2 separate regions of the Homo sapiens genome follow, and region 2 is linked to region 1. The links are chromatin loops, found by intact Hi-C in ENCODE. Cell type or tissue: ovary. All regions are shown on one strand. Each heading gives the region's core, and the rest is flanking DNA. Links, peaks and the distances in the headings are about the cores only. Region 1 overlaps EFCAB6 (EF-hand calcium binding domain 6). Region 2 overlaps LINC01639 (long intergenic non-protein coding RNA 1639).

Evidence for each region. A loop is a pair of places that touch in the nucleus more often than their neighbours do. Peaks named below come from ENCODE experiments on the same cell type or tissue, not always from the same donor. Only the 100,000 strongest peaks of a DNase experiment are listed, where the experiment ranks them.
Region 2: it touches region 1 in a loop (2.3-fold over the local background); 4 of 110 quality-filtered maps call a loop at or near these places.

The regions. Positions count from the first base shown.
Region 1 is chr22:43,786,843-43,792,216 of GRCh38, reverse strand. The region is part of intron 2 of EFCAB6 (EF-hand calcium binding domain 6); the gene reads left to right. Among named protein-coding and RNA genes, the nearest start is that of EFCAB6, 23 kb to the left of the region's middle. In ovary, for the core only: no CTCF peak of the experiment used is centred there; a DNase peak (open chromatin) is centred at 2,646.
Region 2 is chr22:43,402,138-43,407,511 of GRCh38, reverse strand. It overlaps LINC01639 (long intergenic non-protein coding RNA 1639), which reads right to left. Exons shown (of 4, transcript NR_146918.1): 2 at 5,281-5,374; 3 at 2,630-2,733. Among named protein-coding and RNA genes, the nearest start is that of LINC01639, 4.5 kb to the right of the region's middle. In ovary, for the core only: no CTCF peak of the experiment used is centred there; no DNase peak of the experiment used is centred there.

The sequences.
Region 1 (5,374 bases), core at 250-5,249:
TCCCCGACTTGCCTTCTCTTCTAGACAGTGTTTCATTCTGTGTCCTGTGATCTCAATCCTGAGCCTCACTTCTTCCAGCCTCACTCGCTGCTGATGACCTGACTTCCTAGTTCAAGGAGAAAGCAGAATCAGAAGGGAGCTGCCACAGGCTCCCATCACCACACCTGAATCCACATTCTCCAGCTTCTCTTTTGTCACCATGAAGGCTCATCCTGCTACTTGTCCATGGGATCCCATCTCCATTGGCCAACCGTGGGAACCAGCGAGGCTCTTCTTTCTCTCCTGCTGCGTTTCTCTTTGCCCTGCTACTAGGTTGCCGTCATGAGTGTTCAGACATGCTGCTGATTCTCCCATCTTGAAGAAATGTCTCCTGAGACCAGTCATCACACTGTCTCTCAGCTCTACTGTTTCTCCCCATTACAGCAGAGTTCTTTGAAACTGCTGTCTCTATTTACTGTCACTCGTTCTCCTCTGAATTGTTCAGGAACTCACTTAGACAGGTTTTCCCCCACCATTCCCCCAACATTGTTACTATCAGGGTCCTCGGTGGTGCCTTAGGGCTCACTCAAACCGAAGCCCTTATTACGGTGGCATTTGACACTCACCATCAACCCTCCTCCTTAGAACTTATTCTTCTCATGGTTTCTAGGACTGTGGCCTCTGGTCTTTCTCAGTCTCCTTTGCTGGTTCTTCTTCATCTCCTTCAACGGTGAACGTTGGAGGACCCCAAGGCTCAGCCCTTTGACCTTTTCTTTTTTTGCACCTACTTTCTTGATGGGACTATCTCATATCATGCCTTTATATACATGATATGTTGGCAATTCCGAAACTTTTTTTTTTTTTTTGAGGCAGTCTCACTTCTATCACCCAGGCTGAAGTGCAGTGGTGTGGTCTCCGCTCACTGCAACCTCCACCTGCCGGGTTTAAGCGATCCTCCCACCTCAGCCTCCTGCGTAGCTGGGACTATAGGTGTGCACCACCACACCTGGCTCATTTTTGTATTTTTGTAGTGACAGGGTTTTGCCATATCGCCCAGGCTGGTCTTGAACTCTTGAGCTCGAGCAATCTGCCCACCCTGGCCTCCCAAAGTGCTGGGATTCTCAAACTTTTATCTTCAGCCCCAATCTGTCCCTTGAACTCAAACTCATGTATTCAGTGACCTATTCAGTATATCTACTTGGATACCCAACAGGCATCTTAAACTTGAATGTCCAAAATGGAAGTGTTGATCTTCTGTAAACCTGTTCTACCTGCAGTCTTTCCCATCTCAGGTAATGGTCATTCCACCCAACCTTTCTTTTGCATGCTGAATCAAATCTACCAGAGTATGATGGACTCCTCCTTCAGAATGTGGCTGGAATCTGATCACTTCTCAATACTTTTACAAAAACCACATGGTCTGAGCCGCTGTCTTCTCTTGCACGGATTATTGCAGAAGACTTCTGTCTTCATTTCCTCCCTTGCACCTGTAAGCCTATTCGTGACATACAGCCAGAGATATTCCTTTAACCCAGAGGCCAGATCATCTCCTCTGCACTAACCCCCTAGAGGTTTCACATGTCAGGTATCACAATAAGAGCCAAGCCTCACACTGGCCTGCAAGGCTGTCCTTCATCTGGCCGCCTGTTTCTTCCTTGTCTTCCTAACTGCATGGTTCCCCTCTTGGTCTCCTTTAGATCTTTGCTTAATGTCTTCTATTCTTCTCTGCTCCACTGGTCTCCGTAGATCTGATTCACTTGTATGATTAATTTGTTTATTGCCTGCCTTCCATTTCTACAGTATAAGATCCACAAGGTCCAGGAGTTTACATATTTTGTTCATTGATCTCCAGACTCCTAGAAAGGAACTGAGTAAATATGTGTTGACTGTGTGAACACAAACCAAGCTTTGTTTTTCGGTATAATTCTGGAAGTTTACCTCTGTAAAGATTCAATTCAGTTAAATTAATCCAGCCCAAGAAGGATGTGTGTGGGATTGCTGAGGCTCTAGGGCTCTTATGGTATAAGCCATGAGGTGGTTCTTACGTACAGGACCTGCCACCTGACTGTGGCAAATAAGACAGGTCTCTAGACTGTACAGTGCAAGGCAGAGTCGGTGCCTGCCCAGAGAGGGAAAGCAAAGTACTAGCCAATGTGGATTTCTTGCACATTAAAAAAAATTCTTATTCATTTCTTCAACCCTGTAAACTTTGTGATTCTTCAAATTGAGGACTTCAGAAGCATCATCTAGTCTGATTCTGTATACTCGTATAGTGCCATCCACATCCATCTATTTTTGAATATTTAATAATTTTACACTTGCATTTAATACATGGAACCTGGTAGGAAGACTTTTGTGTGTGTGTGTGTGTGTGTGTGTGTGTGTGTGTGAAGGTTAGCCAACTTAGGAGCCTCAGACAATTATGCTGTAAACTTCCTTGTAGAACTGGAGCTTGGCCTCCTTAATTCACTCTTACGTTGAGAGTAGCCAAAAAGGAATGAGTCAGACTAAAATTCCCCTTATTTTCTGAAACACTAATAAGCCAAACTCCTCATTGCCACAGACTGGCAGTATCTACGAATTAAAAATCACGAAGGCATGTAACAGTGTCGTGACCGCTGAGCATTAGGTCTGCTGCAGTAGGAGCACAGCCAAGTTAGCTCTGACAGTGGGGGCGTGAGCCTGGCTGATGGTAAGCAGGACACCGCTGTGACTCACTGGGATACATCTGGATGTCTTGCTTTTGCCCTGCTTCCCCTAAGGTCTTTAAATCATAATCTAAATAACTGTCAAGTAAACATATTGCCTTAGAAATTATTGAAAGGGAACTACCTTTGCCAAAGGTGCCCACGGAAGCAACGTCTCCCTTGGCTCACCCAGTGCTGCTGCTGCATCTCTGTCTTCCCCTTCCTCCTCCACCTTCTCCTTCTCTTCCTCCTTTTTTCTAATTGTGATATAATTCATATACCATAAAATTCACATCCTTTCAAAGTGTATAATTCAGTGTTCTTTTAGTATATTTACAAAGTTGTGCAACTATCACCATTATCTAATCCCAGAACATTTTTGTCACCTCTAAAAGAAACTCTGTATCCATCAGCAGTCCCATTCCTCCCTTCTTCCAGTTCCTGGCAACTGCCAATCTATTTTCTTTTTTTTAGCCCCTGCTTCCCCTTCCCTGCCACCCACTAACCTACTTTCTGTCTCTAGATTTGCCTGTTATGGACATTTTATATAAATGGAATGATACAGTATGTGGTTTTGGGGGTTTGCCTTAGCATAATGTTTTCAAGGTTGATCCATGTTACTGCATGAATCTGGACTTCATTCCTTTTTAGGGCTGAATAATAGTCCACTGAACAGATCTACCACTTTTTGTTTATCCACTCACCCACTGATGGAAGTTTGGGTTGTTTCCACTTCTTGTCTATTGTGAATAATGCTGCTATGAATATTTAAGTACAACTTTTTTTTGATGGATGTATGTTTTCAGTTCCCTTGGGTATATACCTGGGAGTGAAATTGCTTGGCCGTATGGCAACTCTATGTTTAACTTTTTGAGAAATTCTCAAATTCTATTCCAAAGCATCTGTACCATTTTACATTCTCACCAGTAATATGAGAATTCCAATATCTCTATAATCTTGCCAATACTTGTTATTCTTTGTTTGTTTTATTATAGCCTTGCTAATGAATGTAAAGTGGTATCTCACTGTGGTTTTGATCTGCATTTTTCTATAACTAGTGATGTTGAGTAGCTTTCCATGTACTTACTGGTCATTTGTATATTTTCTTTGAAGAAATGTCTATTCAAATCCCTAGCCCATTTTTCTATTGGGTTATTTGTCCCTTATTATTGAGCTGTAAGAGTTCCTAATATATTCTGCATACTAAATCCTTATCAGATATATGATTGGCAAATAATTTATTCCATTCTGTGGGGTATCTTAGTGCTTTCTTGACAGTATCCTTTGAAGCACAAAAGTTTTAAAGTTTGATGAAGTCCAATTAATCTACTTCTTCTTTAGTTGCCTGTGTTTTTGGTATCATATCTAAGATATCATTGTCTAATCCAAAGTCACAAAGATTTATACCTATGCTTTCTTCTAGGAATTCTGTAGTTTTAGTTCTTATATTTAGGGCTTTGATCTATTTTGAGTTAATTTTTGTATATGGTGTGAGCTAGGGGGCCAACTTCACTCTTTGGCGCTGTTCGTTGAAAAGACTACTTTTTGTTCCCATTGAATGGTCTTGGTACCCTTGACAAGTATCAATTAATGATAAATGTAAAAGTTTATTTCTGGTCTCTCAATTCTATTCCATTGATCTATATGTGCATACTTATGCCAGAACCACACTGTCTTGATCACTGTTGCTTTCTATTAAGTTTTGAAATCGGGAAGTATAAATCCTCCAACTTTATTTTTATTTTTCATGATCTTATTTTTATTTTTCATGATCATTTTGGCTATTCTGGGTCCCTTGCATTTGTATATGAATTTCAATACCAACTTGTCAATTTCTTCAAGAAAGGCAGTTGGGATTTTGATAAACATTGGGTTGAAGCTATAGATCAGTTTGGAGAGTATTGCCATCTTATCCATGAACATGGGATATTTTTCCATTTATTCAGGTCTACTTTCAACAATATTGTGTAGTTTTTAGTGCACAAATATTGTACTTTTTGTTTAATTTATTTCTAAGTATTTTATCTTTTTGATGATATTGTAAATAGAATTGTTTCCTTAATTTTATTTTCAGATTGTTCATTGTAGGTATATAGAGATATAACTGAGTTTTGTATATTGATCTTGTATCCTACAACCTTATTGAACTTGTTTATTAGTTCTAATTGTGTGTGTGTGTGTGTGTGTGTGTGTGTGTGCATATGTGTGTATCTGTCTGTCTGCCTGTATTCCTTAGGATTTTCTATATATACAACAATGTCATTTGCAAATAGAGGTAGTTTTTCATCTTAGTCTCCAATATGGATACCTTTAATTTATTTTTCTTGCCTAACTGCTCTGGCTAGAACCTTCAGTATAATGTTTAATAGAAGTAGTGAGAACAGGCATTCTTGTCTTCTTTTTGATCTTACGGAGAAAACTTTTGGTCATTCACCATTAAATATGACATTACCTGTGAGTGTTTTTTGGATGTCCTTTATTAAGTCAAGGAAGTTCCCTTCCATTCCTAATTTGTTGAATGTTTATTTTTTGAATCATTAAAGGATGTAGGATTTTATGAAATGCTTTTTCTGCACTTAGTGAGATTATTATGTGTTTTTTTTCCTTGATTAATAATATGGTTTATCACATTAATTGATTTTTGTTTGGTCAACCTCTCTTGCATTCCTAGCATAAATTTTGCTTGACTGTGCTGTCTGATTTTTAAA
Region 2 (5,374 bases), core at 96-5,095, 380 kb after region 1:
TCCAAGAGGTTTCGAGACCTGCCCAGCTGGTATAAAGTTGAGATAACAAGGCCCATCTTCAGACTCTAAGACACCCGCTCTTCCCTCCACCCAGCTCCCCTGCCCCCCACCTGGTGCCAGACCAACTCCTTCAAACCCTGCTGAGGCCCCCAGCACATCTCAGCTACCATCCCAGCACTGCTACGGGCAGATGGGCTCTTCTGAGCTGTCCAGGGTCCTGGCCATGCCCAGCCCTGCCTCAAGGCCTTCTCTGATCCTTCCCTGGCTGCCACCTCTCTGACTTCCTGGGTAGCAACAAAAAGTGGGAACATGTGGCTGGGCTTGGTGGCTCATGCCTGTAATCCCAGCACTTTGGGAGGCCGAGATGGGTGGATCGTCTGAGATCAGGAGTTTGAGACCAGCCCGACCAACATGGTGAAACCCCGTATCTACTAAAAATACAAAAATTAGCTGGGCATGGTTGTGCATGCCTGTAGTCCCAGCTACTCAGGAGGCTGAGAGAGGAGAATCGCTTGAACCCGGGAGGCAGAGGTTGAAGTGAGCCGAGATCGTGCCATCGCACTCCAGCCCAGGTGACAAGAACAAGACTCCATCTAAAAAAAAAGAAAAAAGAAAAGTGGGACTATGTGATGCCGGGCCTGGCCCAGGTCTTCCGGTCCTATGCTGCCTGTGTACCCTTGGACACCACACTTCAACACTCAGGGCCTCAGTTTCCTTTTCTGAAAAATGGGCACAGCATGGGGCAAGCCAGGAGGTGGTTCAGACTCAGCCCACCTCTGCAGTTGTCTCTGCCTCCTCCTCTGGGCCAAGCAAAGCCAGAGACTCAGAGGCATTTGGGCCCAGCCCTGCCCTTGAGCAAGAGGTCCAGAGGCTGTGAGGCTTGAGAACACAATGACCATGCCCTGCCAGGCCGAGGGGCACACGGGCTGAGGAGCACAGTGGGGCCTCCCGTCCCTCCTGGAAAGCAGAGAGGAGAGGAGCTTGGAGAGTGCCCTTGACAAGGGCAGAGAGGGCATAACGGGCAGAGGGAGCAGAAGCAAAGGCCTAGAGGCAGGAACCAAAGGGGAGGCTTGCTCAGAGAGTGCCTGGGAGGCAGAGGCGGCCCCTCTTCGCTGCACTGTCAGTGGCCACAGAGAAGAACACCAGGGAAAGTGGTCGGGGCCAGGACCCGCCCTGGGGAGATCCCTCAGGCAGTGGGCAGAGGCGGAAGACTGAAAGCCAAGTGCAAAGCAGAGGCAGCAATCCAAGGGACAGAGTGTGGGGCGGGGACAGAGGGATAGCGAGGAGGGGTCCCCCCGAGGCAGAAAGGCCAGAGCTACATGGCTTGTGGCATCGCAGTCTCCACAACACCAGCTGACCCTTGCTAAGCATTTGCTCAGCCTAGGGGCTGTGCTGGGCTCCTCATTCAATCCTCATGACCACCCAACCTGTTCACTGTGGAGTGGTGGCAACGGTGGCATGAACTGGGACACTATGAGGTCCACAGGCTTCCAGTCACCCCCTCCAGCTGAGCTTCTGATTTGTCTAACATCCCCGAGCTCAGTATCCCCACCCAGAGAGTAAGTTGCAGAGCCTGGGGCATCAGGCTCTGAAAACCAGGCCCTTATCACTGGGGACATTTTTCCCTACCGTGGGAGTTTGGGTGAGCTCACCAGCTCATGGCAGGTCCCCTGTGTCCTCTTCTCTCTGGGATTGACATCTCCAGAGCTGCCCCTACCGCAGGCTCATTTGCCCATGCCACCCACAGAAGGCCCAGGTGTGGGGGCCAGCAGCAGGAACCCTGGGTTCAAGTCCAGTAGTCTGACCCCAGAGCCAGGTCAACAGTGGTGCCAGAGTCAAATGTGGGGAAAGAAGGAGCCAAACAGGGTTTGCTCCTGGGACCCAGGAAAGGGATGAGTGAGGGAGGTCCTGGCTCCAGCCATGAAAGCCCAGACCCAGATCTCTGCCCACCCCCAGCCCCAAACACCACCCTCACCCACACCAGACAGGTCCATGGGTGGCTCGGATAAGAAAGGGCTCGGGACATGGGCCTGAGTCTTGGCACGAGTGTCCTGGCCAGGACCAAGCAGACCCTGCAGCGAATGTTCGGGGGTGCAGAGGGCTGGAAGATGAAGGCAGGAGGCAGCAGCTCAGAGCGGGCAGCTTCTTCCAGGGCAGTGAGAACCAAAATCTGTGCATCCCCATGCCCTGTCCCCTGTCCCTTACTCCTGCATCGGGCAGTACCCAGGTCCTGTCCACCTGCTCCCGAATCCGCCTGCAGTCCCTCCGGCCCTCCCCACCCTCAGGCCTCACTGAGCTCCCGGCTCACCCTGCCCAGCATCCTGTTTGGGGAGGGGGTCCTGCCTGTCCTGCCAAAGATATGCTCACCCAGGCAACCTCCCCCTCCTGGCCCACCATAGGCTGTGGCTGCTCTGTCCTCGACCTTGGCCCACGGCCAGTGGTAGGGTCTGGGCCTGTGAACCTTGGGTGGAATCAAGAGCGAAGGAGGCAGCTGGATGGGCCTGAGGTCCAGCAGCACACAGCTGAGGCTTCCCGCCATGCAGGCGCCTTCTGAGAGCCCAAACCAGCACCACCCAGAGCCCCACCCCATTCCTCTCCTGCCAGAAGTCCCACTCCCAGTATCCCTCACCTGGGAGAGGCACCGCAGTGAGCTGGAGAGAGCACAGCCTGAGGCGTCAGACAAGCCTGGGCCCTCTATGTGGTTGTGGGCAGGGTGCCGGCCTGCTGCCTCACCTGTAACATGAAGGAAAAGACACTGCCCTGCAAGGTTGTGCCAATGGCATGGAATCAGGACCGTGAACTGCCTAGTGCCAGCTCTGATTCCAGCAAGTACCAATCAGCGGTGGTCCCCAGGACAGCCAGCAGGTGCCTGCCCCAGCCTCCCCAACCACAACAGGTCCCATGCTATGCACTATGGGACCTGCATCTCCATTCCTACTACCCAGAAGACACTCAGTCAACACAGCATGCACCAGGATGCATCAGACAGAGGATCCTGGGAAAGCACCCTAAAACGGAAGCCATTATCCAATGGTGAGAGGCACTTTCCCAAGGAGACAATGCAGGAGAACTTGGGAGAGATCACAGAGCTGGGGGAGGCACAGAGGAGCTGGGGAAGAACAGGAGAGCTAGGGAAGGGATAATTGAGGTGGGGAGGGTCAGGAGAGCTGGGGAGGTACAGTGGAGCCGGGGGGAGGGTCAGGAGAGCTGGGGAAGGACAGTAGAGGTAGGGGAGGGACAGAGAAGCTGGGGAGGGACAGGAGAGCTGGGGGAGGGACAGTAGAGGTGGGGGAGGGACAGAAGCTGGGGAGGGACAGGAGAGCTGGGGGAGGGACAGAAGAGGTGGAGGAGGGACAGTAGAGCTGGGGGAGGGACAGTAGGACTGGAGGAGGGACAGGAGAGCTGGGGAGGGACAGTAGAGGTGGGGGAGGGACAGAAGAGGTGGGGAAGGGACAGTAGAGCTGGGGAGAAGGAGCAGTGCTGGGGAAATAGCACCAGACAAACTTTGCAGCTGCCCCCTGCTGCCCTCCTCAGAAAATAGGCCTCTCCCCTGCATTCCTGCAAGGTCCACCTGCTCCCTTTGCCCACTGCTTTTCCCCTGCCTGGGACCTGTTCTACCTTTGGGAACATCTACCTGTGAGAAGTTTTTTCTTCTGTTGAGCTTGGAACTTCTCCCTTTGCTTCTCACTCCACCTCCAGGACTGCACAGCACCCTCAGCTCCCTCCTGGGTTCCCCAGGGAGCCTTGGGGCCATCAGTGGAACTCCCTGAGCCTCTTCCTCCCCAGGCTCCACAGCCTGCCCTGCAGCTGTCTTGGCTAACCTGGCTGCACACCCCTGCCCTTCTCTGGATGAGCCCCAGTCTCTCTTTCCCCTCAAGGTGAGGAAGCCAGACCAGCTCAGGCCAAATGCAGCTCTTAGCAGGGTGTGGATGACACAGAACCCAGCTAGGCAGTGTCATGTGTCTGCCATGGCAGTCATTCACACCCTACTCCAAATGTTTCCAGCTATTTTCTAACAGCGTAGTTGAATTAAGGTCCAGTGGCCCAAGCCTGTGATCTCAGCACTTTGGAAGACTGAGGCGGGTGGATCACCTGAGGTCAAGAGTTCAAGACCAGCCTGGCCAACATGGTGAAACCCTGTCTCTACTAAAAATACAAAAATTAGCCACGTGTGGTGGCGGGCACTTGTAATCCCAGCTACTCAGGAGGCTGAGGCACGAGAATCACTTGAACCCAGGAGGCAGAGGTTACAGTGAGCTGAGATCATACCACTGCACTCCAGCCTGGGCAACAGAGTGAGACTCTGTCTCAAAAAAAAAAAAAAAAGAATAAAGTTAGACCTGGTGGGGACCTCAGTGCCCTTCTCCAACCCCACTCTATTCCTCCACTGTACAAATAGGAAAACTGAGACCCATGCTGAAGAAGAAGGAAGTGTAGGAGAGGAAATATTCTCTCCTCAGATTCCAGGAAAGGATAAATGGCTCCTGAAGAGGAGGTCAAGGTGTGAGGGCAAGACTAAAAAGAAACTTTTATGTTTTCTGTCCAGGATTGTTAATGCCTATTACCTGAGGCTGCAGAGGCTGCTGATAAACTTTACTATCTAATTCATCAGGAAAGAATCTATTTTGCCAATGAGTCAAGTGAGGTCAGAGGCACTGAATGACTTGGCCAAGGGTGCATTGCAACCCTGCCCAGATCTGCATGACCCCAACCTCCACATACTTCCACTCCCTGACACCACTCTGCAGGCAGCAGAGGGGAGGAGAAAGGTATGTGTGCATGTGCAGTCCCCAGGCCATCACCCAAGGGGACAGCGCTCAGCCTCCCTCCTGACTCCCATCCCTATACTCCCCTGACCACCCTGACCCTGCAAACCACTCACAGAGATCAAAGCTGCTATGTTTGAGCATCCCCCTTGAGCTGGTCACTCTGCACAAATTATGCATTTAATCCTCATAACCACCAGGAAAGATGGCAGTATTATCTCCAGTTTACAGATGACAAAATTGGGCTGGAAGAATGGACTTACCCAAGGTCACACCTTGAGTCTCTGGTAGGGCTGGAGTGGCACCCAGTTCTAGTGCCACTAGCAAAAGAAAAAGCCCAGGCAGGGGCAGTGCAGAAACTACTCAAACTCTATACCTCCCACTGTGTGTCCACAGCAGACATCACTAATCAATCACAGAACTCTTTCCTATTAAACTAGAATCCTTGCACAGGGCTCCAGGCAGCCATTCTGAGGGCTTGGCCCTAGAAACAATATCCACTCGCCACTCCTACCTGGGCCAAGGTCCTCTTGGAGCAGTCTGAACATTCCACTCCTGCCCTTGCACTCTTATTCAGCTGTGACAGACCAGAAACTGGCCCAGAATCC